2 separate regions of the Homo sapiens genome follow, and region 2 is linked to region 1. A link is an interaction called in ENCODE POLR2A ChIA-PET data of the cell type or tissue named here. Cell type or tissue: B cell. All regions are shown on one strand.

What was found. ChIA-PET counts read pairs that join two places held together with the same protein. Peaks named below come from ENCODE experiments on the same cell type or tissue, not always from the same donor. Only the 100,000 strongest peaks of a DNase experiment are listed, where the experiment ranks them.
Region 2: POLR2A ChIA-PET joins it to region 1 with 13 read pairs; 4 of 35 experiments call an interaction of 5 or more read pairs at or near these places.

What each region holds. Positions count from the first base shown.
Region 1 is chr1:23,786,452-23,794,451 of GRCh38, reverse strand. PITHD1 (PITH domain containing 1) reads right to left here. Exons shown (of 6, transcript NM_020362.5): 6 at 6,220-7,177. The coding sequence ends at 7,076. LYPLA2 (lysophospholipase 2) reads right to left here and starts at 3,307. Exons shown (of 10, transcript NM_007260.3): 1 at 3,202-3,307; 2 at 1,692-1,795; 3 at 1,413-1,444; 4 at 1,236-1,301; 5 at 700-747; 6 at 522-592; 7 at 316-389; 8 at 127-228; 9 at 1-25. The coding sequence starts at 1,769. It overlaps LOC105376860 (a long non-coding RNA gene), which reads left to right and starts at 920. Exons shown (of 2, transcript XR_947067.3): 1 at 920-980; 2 at 3,662-3,838. RefSeq lists a silencer at 3,070-3,129. In B cell, no CTCF peak of the experiment used is centred here; DNase peaks (open chromatin) are centred at 881, 1,867, 2,751 and 3,351; H3K4me3 peaks cover 1,701 bases; H3K27ac peaks cover 2,862 bases.
Region 2 is chr1:23,503,116-23,511,115 of GRCh38, reverse strand. E2F2 (E2F transcription factor 2) reads left to right here. Exons shown (of 7, transcript NM_004091.4): 7 at 968-4,678. The coding sequence ends at 1,236. Among named protein-coding and RNA genes, the nearest start is that of ASAP3, 23 kb to the right of the region's middle. RefSeq lists enhancers at 6,086-6,919, 6,920-7,754. In B cell, no CTCF peak of the experiment used is centred here; no DNase peak of the experiment used is centred here.

The DNA.
Region 1 (8,000 bases):
GGTCCTTGGCACTGCCATTAGCTGCCTGGAGGCCGGACAGGACTCAGGGCAAAGCTAGTGCTGCAGCAGTCCCCAAGCCACGAGGATGCAGACACAAAGGGCGGGGGGGTCAGTGGGGACATTCACCTGGGGGAAGGCCCGGTGCAGAGGCAGCCAGCAGCTCAACGCCACGATGCCAGCCAGAGGGTGGGGGCAGGTGAGGGCCGTGTAGAGGGACAGGGCCCCGCCCTGGAGGGAGGAGAGAGAGGGGTCATGAGGGCACAGCTCACTCACCGGCCACCCCTACCCCCTACCCCCCCACCCCTCTCCCCTCACCTGTGAAAAGCCTCCCAGGACGATTCGATTGGCAGGGATCCCGTTCTTCATTTCATGCTCAATCAAGGCCTTGACTGGGGGAGGGGGCATGAGTGGGTAGAGGGAAGCTGCCAAGGGGCCCAATAAGGGAGCTAGGCTGAGGAACCGCCCAGCGCTTTCCTGGGGGGCAGGGGAAGGAGGATGTGGAGGAGGGGCTGGGGTCTTACTGTTCTCTGCTGCCTTCTTGATGCCAGCCTCGTCCTCTGGGGCATCTGGACTCAGCCCCATCAGGTCAAACCTTGGGAGTAGAGGCACTGGCAGCTATAGAAAACCCCAGCCAGCCCCCTGTGGCTCCCTCAGCCCAAGTGTCCTCGTCCCCCTGCCCACCCCCACTCCCAAACTCACCAGGAGGGCATCACCATCTTCATGTTGAGGGTCACAGGGATCCTAGGCCTGGGGAAAGAGAGCCAGAGGGCCCATCATGCTCAGGAGGAATGAGGAGGCCAGAGCTCAGAGCCCGGAGTGGGGCCGCGCCGCCCCTGGTGGCCCCTCCCAGCAGGCAGGGCCTGTGTTTAAGGTGTTGCCAGGCAACCTGCCACGTGGGGCTGGAGGCTGTGGTTGGGGCAAAGCGCCAGTAATGGAGAAGCAGAGCCCAGCGCTTGGTGTGACGGGGTCCCAGGTAGTCGGTGAGTACTTGGGGAAGGGGCAAAGGGAGGTGTGGGTTCTAGGAGAGCTCAGGTCTAGGAGGCCCTAGGGCTGGGGGCTGGTGCTGGACCCCACTCCTGGGGGCTCCACAGGAGCTCAGGCTGAAAATGCCACTTCTGACTGCCCTGAGCCCAAGCCCCAGGATGCAACTGACAGGAGAGAACAGGCCTGGGATGACAGGACCACCCCCAGATGATCCCCAGCCTCAGCCCCTCCCTTGCTGGGGTGACACTCACGCATGGGGACAGATGTACTTGACGTGAGGGAGCCGGATGGTGGAGAGGGCGTCAGCCCAGCTGTGCCTGTAGGAGGGACGGGAGAAAAGGCTCCGATGTGGTAGGAAGAGAAGGCCTCTCCAGTCCGCTGCTGGGCCAGGACCCCTCCTTAAGGAGCACCCCTCCTCAGTCACTTACCCTGTGTCTCCAAGTCCATGTAAAAAAATAACCTGGAAAAGGATGGGAAATGGGGAGACAGGAAGGCTTCCCCTAGGTCCTCCAACTTCTGCCCACCCCTCCCCCACCCCCAAGGACCTGGGGGAACCCAGGTAGCAGCCAAACAGGTTACTACCCCGAGCCTGCTGGCCTCAGGATACTCCCTGCTCATCACTGCCACCTCCATTTTCCCACACCCCCTCCAGCCGGTCCTCCAGCTGCTCCCACAGTGTCTGGCCGTGGGTGAAAGGGGACCCTTACCGCGGCCGTTTCCCGCTCAGCTCCAGACACGGTGGCAGCATCGGTGAGCAGGGGCACAGACATGGTGTTACCACACATACACCACACGGCTCCACGGCGGGGGCCTGCATACATCGGGGCGGCGGTCAAGAGCAAAACCAGGCACAGGACACACTCCTGGCCCAAGAGGCCACCAGGCCATCAGCCCCACACAGCACCCAGGTTCTGTCCTGGGCACAAAGAATAGTCAAGCAAGAAGTCCCAGGGCACAGGAGAAGAAGTCTGCCTCAGTTCCAGGGCTGAAAGGCAGAGACAGCCTCCCTAGTGGCCCAGAACATGTGTCTCTGGTTCTGGCCCAACCACAGGACCTGAGCTTGCTGGAGACAGGCAGAGGCAGGGCATAGGGACTGTAGGGCAGGGGGCAGAGGGGAGGCAGCGGCACGCCTGCTTCATTCCCCCTCTAACTCCTCAGGGGTGAGTGCCTTCCCCCTCCTCTCCAATCATCCCTGGGTCCCTGCCTCCCCAACTCCGGGCCCTATGGGAAATGGAGAGAAAAGTGCCAGGGAAAGGAGCTTCCATCCCCTACTCAGTGCCGCCTCCAACCCCCATCTCAACCTCCCCCCACCCAGCCCCCATCCAGCCTTCACAGCAGTTTCTGGCCCATCCATTCCCAGACCCCCAGGGGGCTGCCCATGTCCCCAGAAAGCGTAAGAACTCCACCCACCCCCAAACTGGTGCTCCACGCCCCCCCTAAACGGAGCTACCTGCTGCTGCTGCCACTGACTGCAAACGAGCCCTGGCTTGACCACGCTCTGGGACTCCCAAACACACAAAAGAATGTCAGGCTGGCTGGCCCCTCCCCATCCTCGGCGTCCTCCAAACTCGCCGGAAGCTTCCACTACCTGCCTCAAGTGCCTGCCCACCCCTCCCAACTGGCCTCACCTTCCATCTCTGACCCCTGAGGGCAGCTCCCCACAATGGGATCGTTCACCTGTGACCCGGGGTTCCTCTTCCCATGGGGAATGCACCTCCTGCCCTGAGCTGCGATTCCCTTCCTTCTCCACCGTGGGGACTTGCACCTCCCGCCCAGGCTCCCTCCTCGGAGGGGTGCCTTCCCCCTGACCTGTCTCTCTCTATACACCTTGAGAACTTCCACCCTGACCCAGGATCTCCCGCTCCCCACAATGGGAACTTCTGTTCTGACCAAAGGTCACCCTACCCAGTGAAATTTTCTACCCTGACCCAGGACTCCCACCTGCCCACAATAAAGCTTTGTACCTTTGACTCTGGGGAAGCCCCCGCCCCACAATGGGCTCTTCTATTTCCGACCCTGAAGTCTGTCTCTTTATACTCAGACACCCCCTTGCCTAGCCCCGCTCCACTCCCGAAGTCCCCAAGACTGGACAGCGCCTTCGCACCTCACTCCCCACCCCCATCCCCCCCATCACGGTTCCCCCTCCCCGCTCTCCGGGACCCTCCCGAGGCCGACCTCCCCCTACACGCCCATCCTCCGCAGCCGCCGGCTGGGTACCTCCACTCCCTGGGACTTCCGAGGCCGCTTGGGCGATTCTCCTCTTTCTCCCGCAGACACACTCTTCCCCCTCGGCCGCCCCCGCCGGAACTTCCGTTCGAGTCCCGGGAACCCAGCCATCGCGCTGCCGGAAGTAGCCTGGCCGACAGTACGGAACCCGGAAGCGGGGACCCGGCTTCGCTGGATAGAAGCTGCCATGTTGGAGGCGGCGGGGCTACTCCCTGTCATTCAGCCGCGCAGTCGCTGGGTTCTCACCCGCTCCCACCTTGTAGATTCGAGACAGGGCACCCAAGACTCCCACTTGCTACCACCACCCATGCGCCTCCTGGAGGAGGGCCGACCGGAAGGAGAGGCATCCCTCACACTATTGTTTGCATAAACTTTACCACCTTCCCATCCTCATGGGACACACCTCTTAAGGCCTCGGGTGTCTGCCACTGGCTTTCATGCCCTATTCCAGGATCATGAATGGAATGACACACTCTGAACCGAAGAGACCTTACAGATCATCTAGTTCTCCAGCCTTGAAGATGGGGAAACTGAGGCTCAAGGAAGGCATGTAAACAGCAACCTCGGGATTCCATTTAAATTCTGCCTCTCTGGATCTGCTTCCTGATATATAAAATGGTAATAACCACCCTGCCTCCTTCACAGCTTTGTTGGTAGGCTTAAATGAGGTTGTGTGAACATGGTTTATACAGTAAAATCACAGCGTGAGGTGTTAATCACGCAAAAAAGGACCTAGGAAAAATACAAAGGCCGTATCAGGAGAGCTGGACAGGCACTGGCAGTGTTAGCGCTGCCCTTCACAAGCAATGTCATGCAGACAGTGCACAAAACGCTGCCATCAAGCTGAAGTGGAAATAGGTATCAGGGACCACAGAAAAGTCAGAAGGCAGGCAAACTGAGTTGAAGGAGCATGTCCCTGAGAATGTGTGGGGATCTGCAAATAGGAAATGAGTCACACTTGACCCTCAGCCGCTTAGGACTCACTCTCCCAGCCTAACCTATACTAGTGTTTTCTTTGAACAGAAAGAAAACAGTACAGCCAGGCGCGGTGGCTCACTCCTGTAATCCCAGCACTTTGGGAGGCTGAGGCGGGCGGATCACGAGGTCAGGAGATCGAGACCATCCTGGCTAACACGGTGAAACCCTGTCTCTACTAAAAATACAAAAAATTAGCCTGGCGCTGTGGCGGGCGCCTGTAGTCCTAGCTACTCGGGGGGAGGCTGAGGCAGGAGAATGGCGTGAACCCGGGAGGCGGAGCTTGCAGTGAGCCAAGATAGTGCCACTACACTCCAGCCTGGGCAACAAAGCGAGACTCTGTCTCAAAAAAAAAAAAAAAAAAAAAAGAAAGAAAAGAAAAAGAAAACAGTACAAAGTTGGAAGCTCAACAAAGCACTTTCCCCCAGGCCCAGAGGCACTTTGGTCCTAAGTACTCAACAGGTCAGGGAGCCTACAATACCAGGATTCGGGGCAGGAAACCTTTGAGCCTATGGGACCACCACAAGCCAAGGACCCAGGACTGAATGTCAAAAGAAAATGGAGGGTAATGTCCCCACTTATGGAAGAATGAACAGTTCCTCCTGCAACCTCGATCACCTGAGACACCATGACACTTAAAACAAATTCTTCAGAGTGAAGCTTCAAATTCAGAGGCTCAGTCCCAGGAGCTGTGATTAATGCTTTAATTAGTGGAATTAGTGAAGGGCTAGTCTGCTCTAAGATTTTTAACTTTATTTTTCCCCCTACTCCAAATTTAAACATAGCCCTTCTTTTAACTCCAAAAAATGATCCAACTGAAATAAAGAGGCTGTGGCTGAGTGAATAGGACCCTTCATGCTTTTCAAGAACAGCATTTGCATTCTGGTTTATTTCAGGCTGCATTTTAGAAATTTTGAGGGCCAACAAGGTTTGGTGGTAGCAGACCTTTCCTAGGACAGGCTGGAGAAACAGTGGCTATATCCTCCAAACAACAGCATGGGCCAATGCCTCAGAGGAATTCTCCCAAAAGGATCAGATTCAACACTAATTCCCTTTATTACCTGTTCCTGTTTTCTGCAAGGGAGAGAATACTGACCATATCAAATCCCCTTTTTAGATACTTACATTCTCTTCAATTGCTAAACTGACTTTCAAAATTTAAGTCCAAAGTCTTTGGTCTACCTGGAGACCACATGAGCTGCTCAATTACTTTCCTCACCCTCATTTCTTCTGATGAGCTCCAAAATCTGTTCTCCCTTATTTTTGTAAATGTCATTCTACAAATCACTTCCTTTTGTGCAAAATGAAATATAGGGTTTTGTTGTTGTTGTTTTGAGACAAGGTCTCACTCTGTTGCCTCAGGCTGGGGTGCAGTGGCGCAATCATGGCTTACTGTAGCCTCGACCTCCTGGGCTCCAGTGATCCTCCCACCTCAGCCTCCCAAGTGGCTGGGACTACAGGTGCACGCCACCATGCCCAGTTAATTTCTGTGAAATACAGGTTTTCAACCCCACCTTCTTCTTTACTATATATGGGTGTAGGAGTGTTTTTGGCCTACTGTACAAAATTAAGCTTGACCATTCCTGGAGAAACTGATCCAGTCTTGATTTTTTTTTTTTTTTTTTTTGAGACGGAGTCTCACTCTGTCACCCAGGCTGGAGTGCAGTGGTGCAATCTCAGGTCACTGCAAGCTCCGCTTCCCGGGTTCATGCCATTCTCCTGCCTCAGCCTCCTGAGTAGCTGGGACTACAGGCTCCCGCCACCGCACCCGGCTAATTTTTTGTATTTTTGGTAGAGACGGTTTCACCGTGGTCTCGATCTCCTGACCTCGTGATCCGCCCACCTCGGCCTCCCAAAGTGCTGGGATTACAGGCGTGAGCCACCGCGCCCGGCTCCAGTCTTGATTTAATTGTGGCACTTCCTATAATCTACCTAGTCCAAAACAACAACAAAAAATTTCAAAGTTCAGTACAGTTCCCCATGAAATGAAAGTTGCATCAGTGGCTATCAAGAACTCAAAAGAAAATACAAACATTAAGTCTGGCAAGGATTTATTAGGAAGCTTATTAGTCACAGTGAATAAAAGCCATGAAAAGAAGAACTCAAATCTCCAAATTCTGGCATCGGACTTACAACACTAGTTAGAAGCTAATAAACATTAAGGAATTTCCAAGGGGAATCTTAACTAAGTCTCAATCTTACTGACCAGATTACCCACACACATAGAAATGATCCCCATGCTCTCCCCAGACTGCTTAGCTAGGCAGTGGAAAAGACCTTCTCCCCAAGCTTAAGCTATCACGCATCAGCAGGAGACTCCTGTCCTTCTAGCTATAACCACAGGACACATGTGCGTGACAGACAACTCCAAGCTGGGCAACTTGACAAGAATGCTGAACAATGAGAGGGGAAAGGAGCAAGCAGGAACAAGTGTTTTAGTTGGAGACCCTCCTGATGGCTACTACTAACACAATCCGGAGGCATCAGAAAGTTTCCTATAGCCCACAAATAGTTTCCTTTAAAAAAACAAAAACAAAAACAAAAAAACAAGTCACACAACAATCTTGCCACAAAGCAACATGACACTTGGAATCACATGGCCACATTAACTGGAAAAGCAAGTGTTACCCATGACTGCCAGATGCCACCCAGCCCAAGACCCAATTTCCACAGCGCCCTAGAGAACCACGATGGTCCCCTGGCACCTACACAACCCTCCCAGTGGTGTCGTATCTTCCGTAGGCCAGGTTTCTGCAGCAAGCCCCAAAGACAAAGCTTGGCAGAGGCTGTGGCAGCCAACTCTCTCTGGAGCCTCATCCCTTTGTCCTTCCCAACAGGTAGTCGTACATCTTCACTGACACAGCGCCTCTATGGGAGCCTTGGCCAGCCCTTAGGAAATAAAGTGTGTCTGTGGGGTAACCTGATGGACCCTATGGTCTGCTGGGTTGGCAGATGCTTCGTAATTGCAGATGGTCACCTCGTGTCGGCGAAGCTGCAAGAAAATTGAGGCTGGGTCAGCCAGCCATTAAAAGAACTGTCCTTTCCCACACCACACACATTGCGGTAGTCCTTATTCAGGTTCATTTCTAGGAGTCATCATTTAATATCTCCTTATTTTAATACTTAGATGTCATCATCTAATATCTCCCAATTTTGATACTTTTTAACTCCAGAAAGCTGCAAAGATCATTATCATTGATTCACCCTGTAACTTTGAAGATTCAGTCTCCCTACTATAATGGGGGTACCATGAGAATAGGAACTTGTCTATGGTATTATCTTATCCCTGGTTCATGAATAGAAAAGATTATCAAAAATACTCAATGAAAGCATTTGAAAGTAGAAAACTGTGAATTAATATAAATGACAATTTCAGGCTGGGCAAGGTGGCTCACACCTGTAATCCCAACATTTTGGGAGGCTGAGATGGGCAGATCACCTGAGGTCAGGAGTTCGAGACCAGCCTGGCCAACATGGTGAAACCCTGTCTCTACTAAAAATACAAAAAAATTAGCCAGGCGTGGGAGTGGGCACCTGTAATCCCAGCTACTTGGGGGGCTGAGGCAGGAGAATCACTTGAACCTGGGAGGCGGAGGTCGCAGTGAGCTGAGATATATATATATATATTATATATATTATTTATATAAAAATAACAGTTTCAACCCCCTTAAAAATACCTGTAGTTTCTCAAATGAGACGAAAAGTTTATACTGATAAAACCAAGAAAAATAATAAACTGGGAGTAATTATGACACTTGCTCTTTTCCCTTCCCTGGAAGCTCCCATCACCACAGTGTGCAGATATGTAGACATGA
Region 2 (8,000 bases), 280 kb after region 1:
TGGGGAGAGACCCCAGACTGGAGTGAGTTGAAGAGAGAATAGTAATAGGGAAGTGGAGACAAGCTGAGGCTACTCTGGAGAAAGTTTACTGTGCAAAGGAGCAGAAAAATGGGCCAGTAATTGGAGAGGGTGATGAGGTCAGGTATAGTTGTGTGTGGTGGAGAGTAGAGGCAACATAACAAAAATTTACCATCATAACTATTTTTAAATGTACAGTTCAGTGGTAATTAATACATTCATAATGTTGTGTAACCATCACCATTCATCTCCATAACTCCTTTCACCTTGTAAAACTGAAACTCTGTACCTATTCCCCATTCCCCTCTCTGCCCAGCCCCTGACAACCACCCTTCTACTCTCTGTCCCTGCGATTTTGACTAAGTATCTAATGTAAGTGGAATCACACAGTATTTGTTTTTTTGTGATTGGCTTATTTCACATAGTTTAATGTCCTCAGGGTTCATCTATGTTGTAGCATGTGTCAGAATTTCTTTCCTTTTTGGCCGGGCACAGTGGCTCAGGCCTGTAATCCCAACACTTTGGAAGGCCGATCACTTGAGGTCAGGAGTTCGAGACCAGCCTGGCCAACATGGTGAAACCCCATCTCTACTAAAAATACACAAATTAGCTGGGTGTGGTGGTGCATGCCTGTAGTCCAGCTACTCGGGAGGCTCAGGTGGGAGAATCGCTTGAACCTGGGAGGCAGAGGTTGCAGTGAACCAAGATCACAACACTGCACTCTAGCCTGGGTGATAGAGTGAGACCCGGTCTCAAAAAAATAAAAAATACATGAAAAGTTGTAGGGTTGGGTGTAGACTCTGGAAGGTGGATTTTGAGAGCACGACAGTCCACCCAGGCTAAGGAGAGAGAAGAAGGGTGCAGTCATCCAGAGAACCGGAAGTCTGTCCTCGCGTGCTGAGGAGTTGGATGCTAGGGCCAGGCGTAACCTTTGTCTGTTTGTCTCCAGTGCCAGCACCAGCGCCAACCCCCCAGCAGGCCCCACCGCCTCCATCCCTGGTCCCCTTGGAGGCTACTGACAGCCTGCTGGAGCTGCCGCACCCACTCCTGCAGCAGACTGAGGACCAGTTCCTGTCCCCGACCCTGGCGTGCAGCTCCCCTCTGATCAGCTTCTCCCCATCCTTGGACCAGGACGACTACCTGTGGGGCTTGGAGGCGGGTGAGGGCATCAGCGATCTCTTCGACTCCTACGACCTTGGGGACCTGTTGATTAATTGAGTGGCCCTGCCTGCCCCCAGCAGCCTGCCCCCGACTCTACCTCCTCACAGACAGGCTGACAGCCCCTCTGCCTGCACAGGGACATTGGACACTAGGTGCTGCCCTCAGGGCATGGGGTCTCCTCGCCTTTCCTGCCCCAGCCGGCAGAAGCTGTGTGGGGAGATATGAATGGTACGGGTGAGGAGTGGATAAGGGGTGGTCCTCACCTTCCTAATGGAAGCTGGGCCTAGGGAGGCCCATCCAGTCTTCTGACTTCTGACCTCTCACAAGAAGGCTGCAGGTGAGGTGGCCAAGTCCAGGGAAAGGCCCTGCTACCTCCTTTTGAGGGGTAATTAGGACCCTCGACGTACCAAGAAGCACATAATGCCTTTGTATTTATTTCAGGTTGAGTTGTTTGTTTGTCCTCCCTGAGTTTTAGCAGGGAGGTTGTTCTAGTTTTTAGTGAGACCTCTGCAGACAGGCCCATCACTGTCCATGTTCCAGGGCAGGTCTGGGTTTCCAAGGGAGGGGCCCAGGCTACATCCTTGGTTTCCCCACTGTGGTGGGGGCTGGGACTCTGAGGGGCTGTCCAGTCTGCTAGAATGCTAATTGCACTTAGGCCTCATGGTTCTAGTAAACGGCAGCTGTGGGCCCTTTTGCCTCTTCCCCTGTTCTTGGCCTCACATCTCCAGCTGAGCTGCCGGTCTTGGCTTCCTGGTCGCCTCTGTCCCAGAGATGGTCCCAGGGAGCCATCCTAGGGCAGGTAGCACTGAGGCTCCTGTGGAAACAGGAGCCACCTGCTCAGGAGACCCCTTTCCTGAGGAAGTCCTTACCTCTCCCCTTGAGATGTAAAAATGGTCCAGCAGAGACAAGCTCCCGTGGAAAACAGACAGGAGCATGGGGGCAGCTGTCATGGCTGTGGCGGGCACTTTTCCTCAGAGTTTCTGCCTTGCGCTGGTCCAGGAGCCATTTTGCACCAAGGACTTGGTAGGCAGAGGCAGCCCCACTGTAAAGAAGGGTCAGATTAAAACAAAAAACTGCCAAAAGCATCCCCTCTGCCCCCCATGTGGCACTGGCATCATTCTCTGCTTCCCTGGGAGGAATTTTTTCACCATGTTATTGAAGGGGATGGTTCATTAAGGACTCCACCCCTCAGAGCTCACTCAGACCCCAAGGACAGAGGTGACTGGGGCTTGGTGACTTGTTCACTCCTTTTTTCCCAGGTATACTGAAGGGGTGACAGAGAGAGGTCTTCATGGCAGACCAGGCCTTCACAGCTAATGGGGAGAGGAACTCATGTTACCTCTGCAGGCCTGGGGTCCTGAGGGGGTCTTTTGGCTTCAGCCTGTTCCCCCAGAGGCTTGATCATCCCACATTGTCCCTTCAGCTCAGCTGCTCTTCTCCCCCACCCACCCTGGGATGTGGGTGCTCTGGGCTGAACCAAGGCTATGACTTCTGGAGAGAGGCTCAGGGGTTGGTCTGAGAGGCCTGCCATCCACCCCTCAGGGAGCTAGGTTTTCTCAGAGGCTCAGCTGGACAGCACTTTTTAGAAAAGTTTGTAGCATTAAGCTGGTTTAAAATATGAAGTTGGTTTTGTTGGATGGCTCCTGAGCTGACTGACTGATGTCTGAAGTTTGAGACGAGGGATTATTTCAGGGTGGGGCCCAATGTGATCTAATGCCCAGCTGGGGACAATTGTGCCTCATCATTTGCTCAAATTCCTGGGCCCCCAAGTTAGCCCCCTCCCAGGAGTGGTCAGCGGGTCACAGCTGCCCCCACTCTATAAGCAGGGCTAATTGTGTACCCTTTGCAGAAATGCTTTTGGTCTCCTACCCAAATACTCACAAGGGTCTTATCAGACGCCCGTCTTAAAGTCCAGCATGCTCAGGGACCCTGTGTAGGATCTCGTTTGTGGTGAGTGGGCTGCTCTGAGGTCTCCACTGGGCTGCCATTTAGCCATGTGCCATCTCTGAAGTCAGAGGTGTTTGACTCCCATTCCTTGGGCTCTGGAGCTTTCCCCAAGAATTACATCAGAGAAAAGGAAGAAGGGGCCTGCAGGACCCATTGGGAATGAGTTTAATACTGAAGTCTGGAATGTAAGCTCATGCCCTAGAGGCCTCTCCATATGGCTGGTCAGGGGAGCTGCCTTCAGGCTTGTGCCCCGTGTGCTCAGCAGCTGCCTCTGTCCCCCTCTACTGTCCCTTTCACACCTTGCCTGGCCAAGGGGCTAGACCTCCCAGGCTAAGCCTCAGATTCAGTGCAGGACACAAGCTCATGCCCCCGTCTTGCCAGTGACACTTGAAGCCTCCCGACTTCCACAGAGTGCTTCAGGACACATTTTGAGTGGTATTTTCTTTTCTTTTTTTCTTCTTTTTTTTTTTTTTTGAGATGGAGTCTCGCTCTGTTGCCCAGGCTGGAGTGCAGTGGCCTGATCTCGGCTCACTGCAACCTCTGCCTCCCAGGTTCAAGCGATTCTTCTGCCTCAGCCTCCAGAGTAGCTGGGACTATAGACATGCACCACCACGCCCGGCTAATTTTGTATTTTTGGTCGAGACGGGGTTTTGCCATGTTAGTCAGGCTGGTCTTGAACTCCTGACCTCAAGTGATCCACCACCTCGGCCTCCCAAAGTGTTGAGATGACAGGCACGAGCCACCAGGCCCAGCCTGAGTGGTATTTTCTTTAGGGACCAGGTAGACTTTAAAACGAGGGTAAGAGAAAAGCCAGTGTCTTTCTGAGGTAAATAATTTCTGCCAGGAAACTTCCCAGCCCCACCAGCAGCCCCCCTAAAAAAATCACTCGTGTCCCCAGGGACTTCTAAAGCTTGGGGCTCCAGGAAATCATCCAGTAGAGTTGGAGATTCAGAGATTTCTTGAAGCCAGGGACATGCTCCTAACTCCTTTCCCATTAAAGGTGTTAGAATAGACCAGAGGGTGTCCCTTTTCCACAGTAATGGGATCGGCTGGTGTGCCTTCAGGGAGGAAGAGGGAGGTGGTCAAGCTTGAAAAACTGGCTTTAGGATGGTTCTGACTTTGTTCTCCCTCCCCAAGTGTTCTCAACCTCCATTCTGCAGTGTTCAGAGTTTTAGGGAAAGGGTTTGGGTGCCCCAGCATCCAGGTGTTGTGTGGCTTAGCGCATGTGAAGTGAAAACCTTCTGGGGTTGTTTGGAAGCAGCTTTCTGGTTCTTGTGATTGTATCCTGAGGTCCCAGAACCCTATTCTCCCACGAGGATCCTCAGTGACCATGGTGGCCACACGCCTGGCCAGCCTGCTGGCTCCTGGGTGAGCTGAAGAACCTTGCCTGTGGCACTTTTCGAGGGTGAGCTGGAACCGAGAGAACATGGTCCCCGTGCTGGGACTCATGCGGGTCATTTCCTGCCGGCCTGGTTTCGCCTGGTCGTGTCTTTATGAGCACCATGTAAGCCTCCTTGTATTGAGATAATTGGGCATTAAACATTAAACTGCAGCTCTGGGCATCTTGTCTTTGTCGTGCTTTCTGAAGCTCATTACCAACTGTGGATCTGGTCCCCGCAGGCTGGGTGTTGGGGGCTGTCCTGGCCAATGCTGGGGGCACATGATTGCCCAGTGGATTTCCCTCCAAGATACAGTCTCTTATCACCATGCCTGCAATCTCACCATTAAGGCACTGAAAAGTTCGCAGCACCCAGATCTAAAATGTGATCAGCCCTGACTCTGTCTCCCCCATCTATTTCCACAGCTTCCTGAAAGGTCTTGCTGCCCACACTCTCCCTCCCACCCTCTACATCAGTGGGTCCAACTGTAGTCCTCAGACCAGCAGCAGCAGTATCACCTGGAAATGTGAGACATGCATATTCAAGACCATGCCTCACGCTGGGTGCGGTGGATCACTTGAAGTTAGGAGTTCAAGACCAGTCTGGCCAGCATGGTGAAACCCCATCTCTGCTAAAAATATAAAAAAATTAGCCGGGCTTGGTGGCGGGTGCCTGTAATCCAAGCTACTGAAGAGGCTGAGGCAGGAGAATCGCTTGAACCCAGGAGGCAGAGGATGCAGTGAGATCACACCACTGCACTCCAGCCTGGGCTACATAGTGAGACTCTGCAAAAAAAAAGGCCAGGTGCAGTGGCTCACGCCTGTAATCCCAACACTTCGAGAGTCCAAGGCGGGCGGATCGCAAGGTCAGGAGATTGAGATCATCCTGGCTAACACAGTGAAACCCCGTCTCTACTAAAAAAATAAAATAAATTAGCGGGCATGGTTGCAGGCGCCTGTAACTCCAGCTACTCAGGAGGCTGAGTCAGGAGAATCACTTTAACCCAGGAGGCAGAGGTTGCAGTGAGCCGAGATGGCGCCATTGCATTCCAGCCTGGGCAACAGAGCGAGACTCCGTCTCAAAAAAAAAAAGAGACCTTGCCTCAGACCTGCTGAATAAGAAACTCATGGGGCGGGACTCAGTATTCTGAGGCTCCATGAACCTCCCAGGTGAGTCTAATGCAGCTGAAGTTTGAGAATGCATGCCTTCTGCTGCCCCAGAGAGATCTTTCTACACTTGATCTTAGCCAAAAGGCTGAGAAGCGATCCCCAGAAAGATCTTTCTAAAATGTAGTTCTAATCGCGTTACTCTCCTGCTTAATGCCCATCCATGGCTCCTCTCTGCCCTCGGGATGAAGTTCTAACCCTTTTGCATGGTATAAATGGCTATTTACAACTTCCAACTGGCTTCCTCTACCTTACCTGTGGCCTCCCTGGCCACCCTTTCCCAGCACCATTGCCACACTGGGCTTCCTTGTCATTTCCTGAAATCGACACGTCTTCCCTCTTCTGGGCCTGTCCACATGCTGTTCCTTCCACCTAGGATGCCCTGTGCTCCATTTGAGCTGAGTGGGTGCCTACTTATTCTTGAAGGCCCAGTTCAAGAATCTTTTTTTGTAGTTTTCTTTCTTTTTTTTTTTTTTTAATTGATCATTCTTGGGTGTTTCTCGCAGAGGGGTATTTGGCAGGGTCATAGGACAATAGTGGAGGGAAGGTCAGCAGATAAACAAGTGAACAAAGGTCTCTGGTTTTCCTAGGCAGAGGACCTGCGGCCTTCCGAAGTGTTTGTGTCCCTGGGTACTTGAGATTAGGGAGTGGTGATGACTCTTAAAGAGCATGCTGCCTTCAAGCATCTGTTTAACAAAGCACATCTTGCACCGCCCTTAATCCATTTAACCCTGAGTGGACGCAGCACATGTTTCAGAGAGCACAGGGTTGGGGGTAAGGTCACAGATCAACAGGATCACAAGGCAGAAGAATTTTTCTTAGTACAGAACAAAATGAAAAGTCTCCCATGTCTACCTCTTTCTACACAGACACGGCAACCATCCGATTTCTCAATCTTTTCCCCACCTTTCCCCTCTTTCTATTCCACAAAACCGCCATTGTCATCATGGCCCGTTCTCAATGAGCTGTTGGGTACACCTCCCAGACCGGGTGGTGGCCGGGCAGAGGGGCTCCTCACTTCCCAGTAGGGGCGGCTGGCCGGGCGGGGAGCTGACCCCCCCACCTCCCTCCGGGACGGGGCTGCTGGCTGGGCAGAGGAGCTCCTCACTTCCCAGTAGGGGCGGCTGGGCAGAGGTGCCCCTCACCTCCCGGACGGGGCGGCTCCCGGGCGGGGGGCTGACCCCCCCACCTCCCTCCCGGACGGGGTGGCTGCCGGGCAGAGGGGCTCCTCACTTCTCAGACGGGGCGGCTGCCGGGCGGAGAGGCTCCTCACTTCTCAGACGGGGCGGCTGCCGGGCGGAGGGGCTCCTCACTTCTCAGACGGGGCGGCTGCCGGGCGGAGAGGCTCCTCACTTCTCAGACGGGGCGGCTGCCGGGCGGAGAGGCTCCTCACTTCTCAGACGGGGCGGTTGCCGGGCGGAGGGTCTCATCGCTTCTCAGACGGGGCGGCCGGGCAGAGACGCTCCTCACCTCCCAGACGGGGTCGCGGCCGGGTAGAGGCGCTCCTCACATCCCAGACGGGGCGGCGGGGCAAAGGCGCTCCCCACATCTCAGACGATGGGCGGCCGGGCAGAGACGCTCCTCACTTCCTAGATGGGATGGCGGCCGGGAAGAGGCGCTCCTCACTTCCTAGATGGGATGGCGGCCGGCCAGAGACGCTCCTCACTTTCCAGACTGGGCAGCCAGGCAGAGGGGCTCCTCACGTCCCAGACGATGGGCGGCCAGGCAGAGACGCTCCTCACTTCCCAGACGGGGTGGCGGCCGGGCAGAGGCTGCAATCTCGGCACTTTGGGAGGCCAAGGCAGGCGGGTGGGAGGTGGAGGTTTTAGCCAGCCGAGATCACGCCACTGCGCTCCAGCCTGGGCACCATTGAGCACTGAGTGAAGGAGACTCCGTCTGCAATCCCGGCACCTCAGGAGGCCAAGGCTGGCGGATCACTTGCTGTTAGGAGCTGGAGACCAGCCCGGCCAACACAGCGAAACCCCGTCTCCACCAAAAAAATACGAAAACCAGTCAGGCGTGGCGGCGCGCGCCTGCAATCGCAGGCACTAGGCAGGCTGAGGCAGGAGAATCAGGCAGGGAGGTTGCAGTGAGCCGAGATGGCAGCAGTACAGTCCAGCTTCGGCTCGGCATCAGAGGGAGACCGTGGAAAGAGGGGACGGGGAGAGGGAGGGGGAGGGGGAGGGGGAGGGAGAGGGAGAGGGAGAGCTTTTTGTAGTTTTCTTGACATTAACGTGTAATCATTAATACTTTGTACATGGATATTGTTATAGCTTACTGAATATTACATGTTGGGCACTGAGAAGATAAATATGAATAAGACCTAGTT